Regions from separate parts of the Homo sapiens genome. Here region 1 is linked to region 2. Evidence: chromatin contacts called from ENCODE Hi-C or POLR2A ChIA-PET data. All regions are on one chromosome and are shown on one strand. Each heading gives the region's core, a stretch centred on a gene start or an enhancer-like site at or near the end of the contact. The rest is flanking DNA. Distances are from core to core; before and after follow the strand shown.

Region 1 (4,682 bases), core at 608-3,107, 37 kb before region 2:
TTTACAAAACTCCAATCAAAATACATGAAAAACTAAAGAATGAAAATACTGGCCGGGTGCGGGGACTCACGCCTGTAATCCCAGCACTTTGGGAGGCTGAGGCGGGCGATCACCTGAGGTCAGGAATTCGAGACTGGCCTGGCCAAAATGGGAAACCCCATCTCTACTTAAAAAACAGAAATTAGCCAGGCATGGTGGTGCACACACGTAATCCCAGCTACTCAGAAGGTTGAGGCACGAGAATTCCTTGAACCCAGGAGATGGAGGTTGCAGTGAGCTGAGATCATGCCACTACACTCCAGCCTGGGTAACAGAGTAAGACTTCGTCTCCAAAAAAAAAAAAAAAAAAAAAAAAAAAAAAAAAAAAAAAAGAATGAAAATACTACAGTAACCAAAAGAAAACTATACTAGCTATATTAATCCAAGAAAACAGCAATAACAACAATTAAAAAAAAACTGTAAGGCTAAAAGTGTGTTCAGATAGAGGGCCCTTTCATAATGATAAAAATTCAATTCAACAAACAGATAAAACAATTCTAATTCTAAATTGTTTAATTATTTTGGCTTATTATTAATGTACTTAATAGCATACATTCAAAATAAATAAAGCAAAAATTAACACATCTATAAGGAGAAACTGACAAACCCATAGCCATGGTGAGAGACATTAATTACCATGTCTTTCTTACTAGAGAAACTCATAAATCAGTCCCCAAATAAAACTAAACCCGAATCCAAAACAAAACCAAGACAGAGAAGATATGAAGAGAACAATTAACAAGTTCTTAGACATAAATATAACACTGTACTTAATAACCGAAAAAGCTGCATTCTTTCTAAATACACATGGAACATTTATAAAAATTAGCCATATTCTAGGTGGGAGGATTGCTTGAGCCCAAGAGGTCAAATTATTTGAATCCTTTCATTTCCCTCCATATTTTATAAATTAATCACTTAACAGCAATCATTTCAAAGCAAAGAGACTATCTGATTATGAAAAATAATATGATGCTCATGTAATACAGGGCTGCCACTGTTCAAGCTACTTCACATCTTAAATACATCACATTTACGCCCTCATTTAAGATCAACACATCACTGTAGGGATTAACAAAAAAGGATAAAAAACAAAAATAACACATTTCATTTAAGTATCTACATCAACGCCTGTATCTAGATCTCATTTCAAGTATTAGTAATGGTGCCCACAGTAAAATCTTAACAGCATCTCAGGTAAATGGGATGTTAGTTTGACCATTCTCACTGTCCTTGAATCATTATTTTTACCAAATTGGCTACTTATTTGTCAGATACGCCCAGAACCTATCTTTGGATGCCTTGAGGAAAAAACACTCAGTTTTTTAAAAAGAAGAAATGGAACAAGTAGACAACACATTTTTAGGAATTTCCAAATCATTCTGAAATTACAGTGCCAAAGAAATACACAATTACAAGGAACACATCATTTACTTGGGACTATTAATACTGTATATATGACTGAAAAGGATCAACTGGAAAGATGACATTTATTCCAAGATAAATAATTTAAAAAACAATAAAAATATGTATCTATCAAGCAAAATAAATTCATTGCCATTTCATCTACCATCAAAGCACCGTCCCCAACTTTAACCCCAAACACACACATACATACAAGGCAGACCTTTTTCATCTAAACTGTAAGCCTGTGGCTTACATGAAAACAAAATGCTTTTAACCACACACAAGCTCCAGCGCTCAGACTTGTAGTTTCTACATGCTGCCCACACAGCACTTTGTGAGCATGTGATTAGGAGGAATGATGCATAATCACACCACATTCCTTCCCTCAGCTCACACATCGAGAACTTGCCCTCTCAGCTGCATTCTTCTCCAAACAGCCATGGTCACCTTAGCAACCCTGTACTCCTAATATGGACAGCTGGTCCATTTAAAGTCAGTACTTCTTGGCAGGGAAAATGCTTGTTCTTCAAATTGGGGGAGAGAGGAGAGGTTTTCCTTTCAGTACACATTACAGGGGTTGATTTAACTTGATCAGCACTTTTGTTACGTGGCAGCAATTTGTGTTGAGTTTCAACCTATTCTGAATTTTGTTTTTTTGTTTTTTAATCTAAAAGCACGTAGCTGAAAAAATAAAATCAAGCCAGCTAATAAGGAACTCTAAGAGTGGAACATGAAACAAAAAGGTACCTAAAATAACTGTTCTTTTATAAACTATAAAACAATCCACATTTTTGTGTATTACGTTCAACCTCAGTTAAAATGAACTGTAACACCTGAAGCCCTAATACACAATAAGACATCAGGGTCAGAAGACCCACGTCTTTTTAATGTCATAGTGTATTTTTGAACAACAAAAAGACTGCTAAACTTCAAAGACCCATAACTCCAAGTAGACTATCAATCTGCATTTCCATATTCCACCACCTACATGTGAAATCTCTCTCAGTCTTTCCACAGGCTTAAATGTAAGCTAGGTGTAAGCCAAGTGGTTACTATTACATATCTGAAGACCCTTCAGACCTAAAATGACCTAGAATAGCACTGGATTCCTCAAAAACAATCTAAATCTCTGCCTCTAACAATAAAGCAGTGTCTGAACCAAATTAAGCCTTTTGGGACGGAAGATACTGGTTTATAATCCAGTATACCTGATTTTCACACTACAAACAAATAATTTGGCGGGGAGGGGATTACTATATTCTGAAAAACACAAGATCAAATTGCTCATTTCATCACCCCGATGAAATTCTAATTTCCCACCCATCAAAACTAGACACATAACCTTTAAGTAAACAGGCATGCTCAAAACTAGAAATATGGCCAGGCGTGGTGGCTCACACCTGTAATCCCAACACTTTGGGAGGCCAAGGCAGGCGGATCACCTGAGGTCGGGAGTTCGAGACCAGCCTGACCAACATGGAGAAACCCCGTCTCTACTAAAAATACAAAACTAGCCAGGCACAGTGGTGCGTGCCGGTAATCCCAGCTACTCAGGAGGCTGAGGCAGGAAAATCACTTGAACCCAGGAGGCGGAGGCTGTGGTGAGCCAAGATCGCGCCATTGCACTCCAGCCTGGGCAACAAGAGCAAAACACCATCTCAAAAAAAAAAAACCTAGACAACTTAAATTTATGGCATTCATTCTAAATTGGAAATACTTCTGAAATACTTTTCTATATAACAGAGGTGGACCTTCCACATTAATAAATGTTCCTTTGACTATGGCCTACAGTATTCACTGCTTATATTTTTGTCTGTATATGTGTGTTTTTTAAACTTCTCAGGCTATGAGGTTCTTCCTGGTTAGAAACAACTTCTTTCAAGTTAAGACTATCCTAGTTGTTATACCTTTTATATACAGGAAAGTATCAGCTGATAGGGTGGCAGTATAAGATTAGTAAAAGAACCTAAAGCCAATCCTACTACTGGTTTCCTCATTTGTAAAATGAGAATACTATCTATTCTATTTATGCAGTGTGGTAACACATCAAAGTAAGAATAAGAAAATTACTATGCCATACAAAAGACTCAAAATTAAAGAAACTGGAGAAAGGAACTATGTTACCTGATGTATAATTCTCTTAGTTTTTAAAAAGGATGGCGGGATTATTCAACAATGAATAGAATAACAAGTCAATATCAACTTCAGTACTTTCTGGTCTTCCCACCAAAGATCTTATAAATACTTAAGTGCTGATATATAAATTAATACTTATTTTAAAAAGCCCTAATCTTGGCTTCACTTTCAGCAGATGTGTGAATTCCCTTCCTGCTATAGTTTGAATGTGTCCCTTCTAAAATTCAGATGCTGAAATTTAATGGCCAATGTGATAGTATTAAGAGACGGGACCTTTAGGAGGTGACTAGGTAATGTGGGCTCCTTCCTCATGACCTAATTAAGGCGTTTATAAAAGAAGCTTTGCTCAGCATTAGTTTTGCTTGCCCTCCACCTTCTGCCATGCAAGGACACAGCATTCCTCCCCTCTGGAGGATGCAACCCTTACCAGACAAACAAACAAATCTACCAGCCCCTAAGAGAGCTCCTATGAACCCTCTACTCCTCCAAGTCACGTAGGCAATGTCCACTGAGTAAAAGATAAATGAGCCCCAATGGAAGAACTTTTTTCCTAAAAAGGATAAACCCACTCAATAAGCTCTGACCATGAGAAGCAGTATTTGAATTTTAAAGGTGACTACTTTTATCATTCCCTTTTATCCTAAATTCAAACAAGATGATCTGTGTCTTGCTAGCAAATTCTGACATAGTAAAACAGTGGCTAATAAATTAGTGAGAATCCCATAATAAAGAAAAGATATTAAATAAATACATGGAAACAAATTTTTAAAAATCAGGAGCAATTAAGCCTTACTCAACAATATTAGTTTTATTACTATATTTACAATTTCTTACCTTGTGGAATTCTCTTCTGAGAAAAACAGATACAATTTTGTTCCTAAAAAAATTTCAGGTAGAAAGTGGAAATGTTAGTTTCAAGACAGTCTACTAAAAATGAAAAATTACAAAATGCTAACAGAGTACATTCAGAATATTACGCTATGACATTTGATATTACGAAAGCTTGAGAGACAGTTGGTCTCTAATAACAAAAGTATGTGTTATAAAAAACCAAAATGTATTACTTTTATTACAAAAATACTTATTCTATTCTCTAAATA
Region 2 (4,204 bases), core at 812-3,311:
CAAATAAAATCATGTGTGCAAATAAAATCATCTTATTTTAGAATGTTGTTTCTTAAAAACTTTCACACTCTATGAGAGGAGATATGTAGCCTTGTGGATGCTTTCTCCAAAATTGGAGGGTGGAGGGCAGAGGGGAACACATGATATGGGACAGATTTGAAAAGGAATGCCCTAAAATATTAACAGGGGTCATTTCTACATGGTACATGGTAGAAATGAGTAAGTTCCATCTGCTCCATATTTTCCTGTAACTTTGTATGTTTTCTATATTTTTATCATCAAGAAAAAAATACATTCCAAAAAGTGGTCCCATCTGGACTCACATCTCAATTCCTATTCAAGCATCCTAGTTCAACTCTCTTTAAATCCTCCTGTCTGTCCTCTAAATTGACCTTTGCAAAGGTCATTGTCCAATACACTATACACACAATTGCCTGAATAATACTCCTGAAGAGTTTTCACTAGGTTACACTTCTAGTCAACAATCTTTAATAGTTTCCTATTGACTATAATCATAAGAGTTGCCTACTCTGCCAGCTTTTAGGCACTTATCTAGCCCCAATTCTACCAATATAATAGATTTTCATGGTATCTAGAATCAAACTGCTCAAGTAATATTTCCATCATTTGCCAGCTGTGTCATCCTACAAAAGTAATTTAACCTCCAGATACCTTGGCTAAGCATTTGTAAAAAGAGGGCCAATAATACCTCATAAAGTTGTTATAAACATCAAGTGTGTAATGAAGGGACTGGTACATAATAGAAGCTCAATAAACAATAGTGTTATTACTCCTTTATAATCCTACACACAATCTCAGCTCAAGGCTGGTTTGCCCACTACCACAAATACACCTGACTTTATGTGCTTGGCTCACAGTGTTTCCCACGCCCTGAATAACCTCTGCCAATCCTCCACTTCTTCAAGCTCCACCAGCTCTCTGAAGCATGCACAGGCCAGACTTCCCCCACTTCTCATATTCTTTCCAGGGGTGTCCAATCTTTTGGCTTCCCTGGGCCACATTGGAAGAATTGTCCTGACCACACATAAAATACACTAACAAGAGCTGATGAGCTAAAAAAAAACGAAACAAACAAAAAACCAAACACACACACACACACACACACACACACACACAAACCCTCATAATGGTTTAAGAAAGTTTACAAATTTGTGTTGGGCTGTATTCAAAGCCATCCTGGGCCGCATGAACCGCAGGTTGGACAAGCTTGCTCTACACCTCACGGCTCTTGTGGCAGGTGAATTAATACTCAACTCATCTCAAAACTTGTAGACTTTGAAATTCTCTGTCTCAGCCTCTACTAGACTATTAGCAGTCTGAGGATAGTCATTGTGCCTTATACTTTTATCCCTTGATACATTAATTCCTTGTATAGAATAGATCCACAACATAAAATTATTGTTTTGCATATTTTAGTATTTCCTTTCCAACTAGACTGCAATCTTCCTGTCAGGGCTAACTTATGTCTTCTTTGTAATCCTAAAAATACATAGTATAATGCTACTGGCCCACTCTCCATTCAGAAAAATAGCACTTTAGTTAATAAATCTCACATAAAAAAATGAGAGAAAATAGCAAGTTTCTACTGTTAAAGTTAATGTACACATAAAAAAAAAATCTGAAAAAACAAACAAGGACTGATGATAGATATTGGTGGAATTATCTTTTTCCTGGAATAACAGTTATACTCTCATAATCACCTTACCATTTGAAACATCTACTAGTGGAACACAGCAGACTTACCAGATCAGACTACTACTCTGCTCAAAACTCTCCAAGGACTTTCTATCTCACCCAAGTAAAAGTGAAAGTATTTACAATGGCCAGGCCCCTTGCTCTCTCTGCAGTTCCTTGAATACAGTAAGAAACAAATTAGCTCAGCTAGAGCTTTTACACTTGCTTTTCCCTCTCTTGAAATGTTCTCTCCCGAATATCTACAGGGCTCACTCTCCCATGCTCTTCAGGCAACCTCTAGGAGAAAGCCCTTTCCTTATCATCTGCTACGGTCTGAATGTTGGCATCCCCCTAAAATTTTATGTTAAAACCTAGTACCCAAAACAACGGTATTAAGCGGTAGGGCCTTTGGGGAAGTGAGGAAGTCAAGATGGCTCTGCTCTCATGAATGGGATTAGTGCCCTTATAAAAGAGGTTGAAGGGAGCAATCTTACCCCCTCTACCATGTGAGGACACAGCAAGAGGCACCATCTATGAAGCAGACAGTATGCCTTTACCAGGCACTGAATCTACTGGTCACTTGAACTTCCCAGCCTCCAGAACTATGAGAAAGAAATCTGTTATGTATAAGCTACCCAGTCTAAGGTATTTTGTTATATTAGCCCGAATGTACTAAGACACTAAGAGCACTAAGCTCACCCCACATTCCAACCCTTTCACCAACTCTTTCTTCATAGCGCTTATTACCACCAATGAATTATATATCTGTTTGTTGTCTCTTTCTAAACACCGGCCTGTAGGCTACATGAGTGCAGGAACTTTGCTTTGCTCACTGCTACAGCCCCAGTCCCCAGTACAGACAACAGGGCCCAATAGTCAATAAAGATTTGTTGTATGAAGAAATGAATCTAAGTTGAATTGACTCTAGAACATTCTATCTTCAGTTTTATTTAATATCATCCATTTTATATCTTTGCTTCCTCATTTCCTCTTTCATACATTTGGAATAATATCTAAACCTTGCAGGAGATGTAAGGATTAAGAGACAGAGTGTGTGTAACTTAGAATAGCATCTAGCACATAGAATTGTTCTCTGTTACCTATTGTTATTAATTTCAGCCACTTAGTTCCAATTATATTCTTAGATATAAATGTATGATTCCTATTTGTTATGCCCTAAGCAACGATTTTTGTAGGCAAATGGTAAAGATAACTAATATCTTCTCTAACCAAAAGTTACCTTAGGCAAAAAGCTACAAAGTATAGAGTGTTTCCTAATAATGATAAAACTACTAATACAACTGCAAGTTAGAATTGTTATACACTATTATTATAAGTGAAAGCGTTTGGTTTATATATACCTGATCTGAAGCCTGTAAGAGCTCTACCAAACCCAAACTAGGTTGCTGTTTTGACTTTAGCTGGACACTTCAAAAATATGTAGATATACCTATTTTATCGTTCACAGGCTCCTTTCTATTGCAATGGATTTGTTCATCAGACTACAAGCTTTTTTTTTTCTTTTGAGATGGAGTCTCACTCTGTCACCAGACTGGAGGTGCAGTGGCGCGATCTCGGCTCACTGCAACCTCCGCCTCGCCGGTTCAAGCAATTCTCTTGCCTCAGCCGCCTGAGTAACTGGGATTACAGGTGCCCACCACCACGCCCGGCTAATTTTTTTGTATTTTTAGTAGATTCGGGGTTTCACTGTGTTAGCCAGGATGGTCTCGATCTCCTGACCTCATGATCCGCCCGCCTCGGCCTCCCACAGTGCTGGGATTACAGGCGTGAGCCCCCACGCCTGGCCAGACTACAAGCTTTAAGTGTAAATCCATGACAATATGTTTTAGGACAGAGTTTTGACCATTTATCAAAAAAACACACTAAAACTTAAAAGAAAAAAATTAGTATTATCGTAAGTCAAATATTAATGCTTTATCAGAAAGCTAAATGTAAGTTAAAACTACTTGGCCTCCAAATCTGGCATACTATTAATAATTCAATTAAGCACTTTTTTTTTCCTTTCTCTTTTTTTGAGAGAGTCTCGCTGTCATCCAGACTGGAGTGCAACGGCACTATCAGAGTTCACAAAGCCTCTATCTCCTAGGCTCAATCAATCCTCCCTATGAGCCTCCCAAGTAGCTACGACTACAGGTGTGCACCACCCAAGTAGCTACGACTACAGGTGTGCACCACCACAGCCAGCTAATTTTTGTTTTGGTTGTTGTTGCTATTTTGTAGAGACAGTGTCTTGCTATGTTGCCCAGGCCAGTCTTAAACTCCTGGCCTCAAATTATCCTCCTGCCTCAGCCTCCCAAACTGTTAAGCATTATTTTGTAATACTCCTAAAATTTAGATTTTTATTATAGTCTCCATTTTTTAAATACTCCATTCTAGAGAACTACCCACCCAAACGATCTAGACTGTGTTTATCATGTAGTTAATCAAAAGGTATTAGTGCATGTATCCATACAACAAGGAAATATTTATTATATTGAGGCACAGACAT

The links. A loop is a pair of places that touch in the nucleus more often than their neighbours do. ChIA-PET counts read pairs that join two places held with the same protein, here RNA polymerase II (POLR2A). Pooled maps may share reads with other maps.
Region 1: a map of PC-3 shows a loop between it and region 2 (1.8-fold over the local background). The contact joins two enhancer-like sites. A Hi-C loop is called at or near these places in 3 of 168 maps with a recorded cell type or tissue (PC-3, endothelial cell of umbilical vein and sigmoid colon) and 4 of 50 pooled maps. POLR2A ChIA-PET finds 5 or more read pairs at or near these places in 9 of 52 experiments (BJ, CD4-positive, alpha-beta T cell, MCF 10A and 6 more).

Annotation. Positions count from the first base shown.
Region 1 is chr12:69,531,791-69,536,472 of GRCh38, reverse strand. It overlaps FRS2 (fibroblast growth factor receptor substrate 2), which reads right to left. Exons shown (of 9, transcript NM_001278356.2): 3 at 4,417-4,459. Among named protein-coding and RNA genes, the nearest start is that of SNORA113, 19 kb to the right of the region's middle. Within about 2 kb of position 1,857, at least 18 of the 41 ENCODE cell types and tissues checked have a DNase peak (open chromatin) inside an H3K27ac peak, as active enhancers do.
Region 2 is chr12:69,495,453-69,499,656 of GRCh38, reverse strand. All of the region lies in intron 1 of FRS2 (fibroblast growth factor receptor substrate 2), which reads right to left. Among named protein-coding and RNA genes, the nearest start is that of SNORA113, 18 kb to the left of the region's middle. RefSeq lists an enhancer at 1,730-1,899. Within about 2 kb of position 2,061, at least 3 of the 41 ENCODE cell types and tissues checked have a DNase peak (open chromatin) inside an H3K27ac peak, as active enhancers do.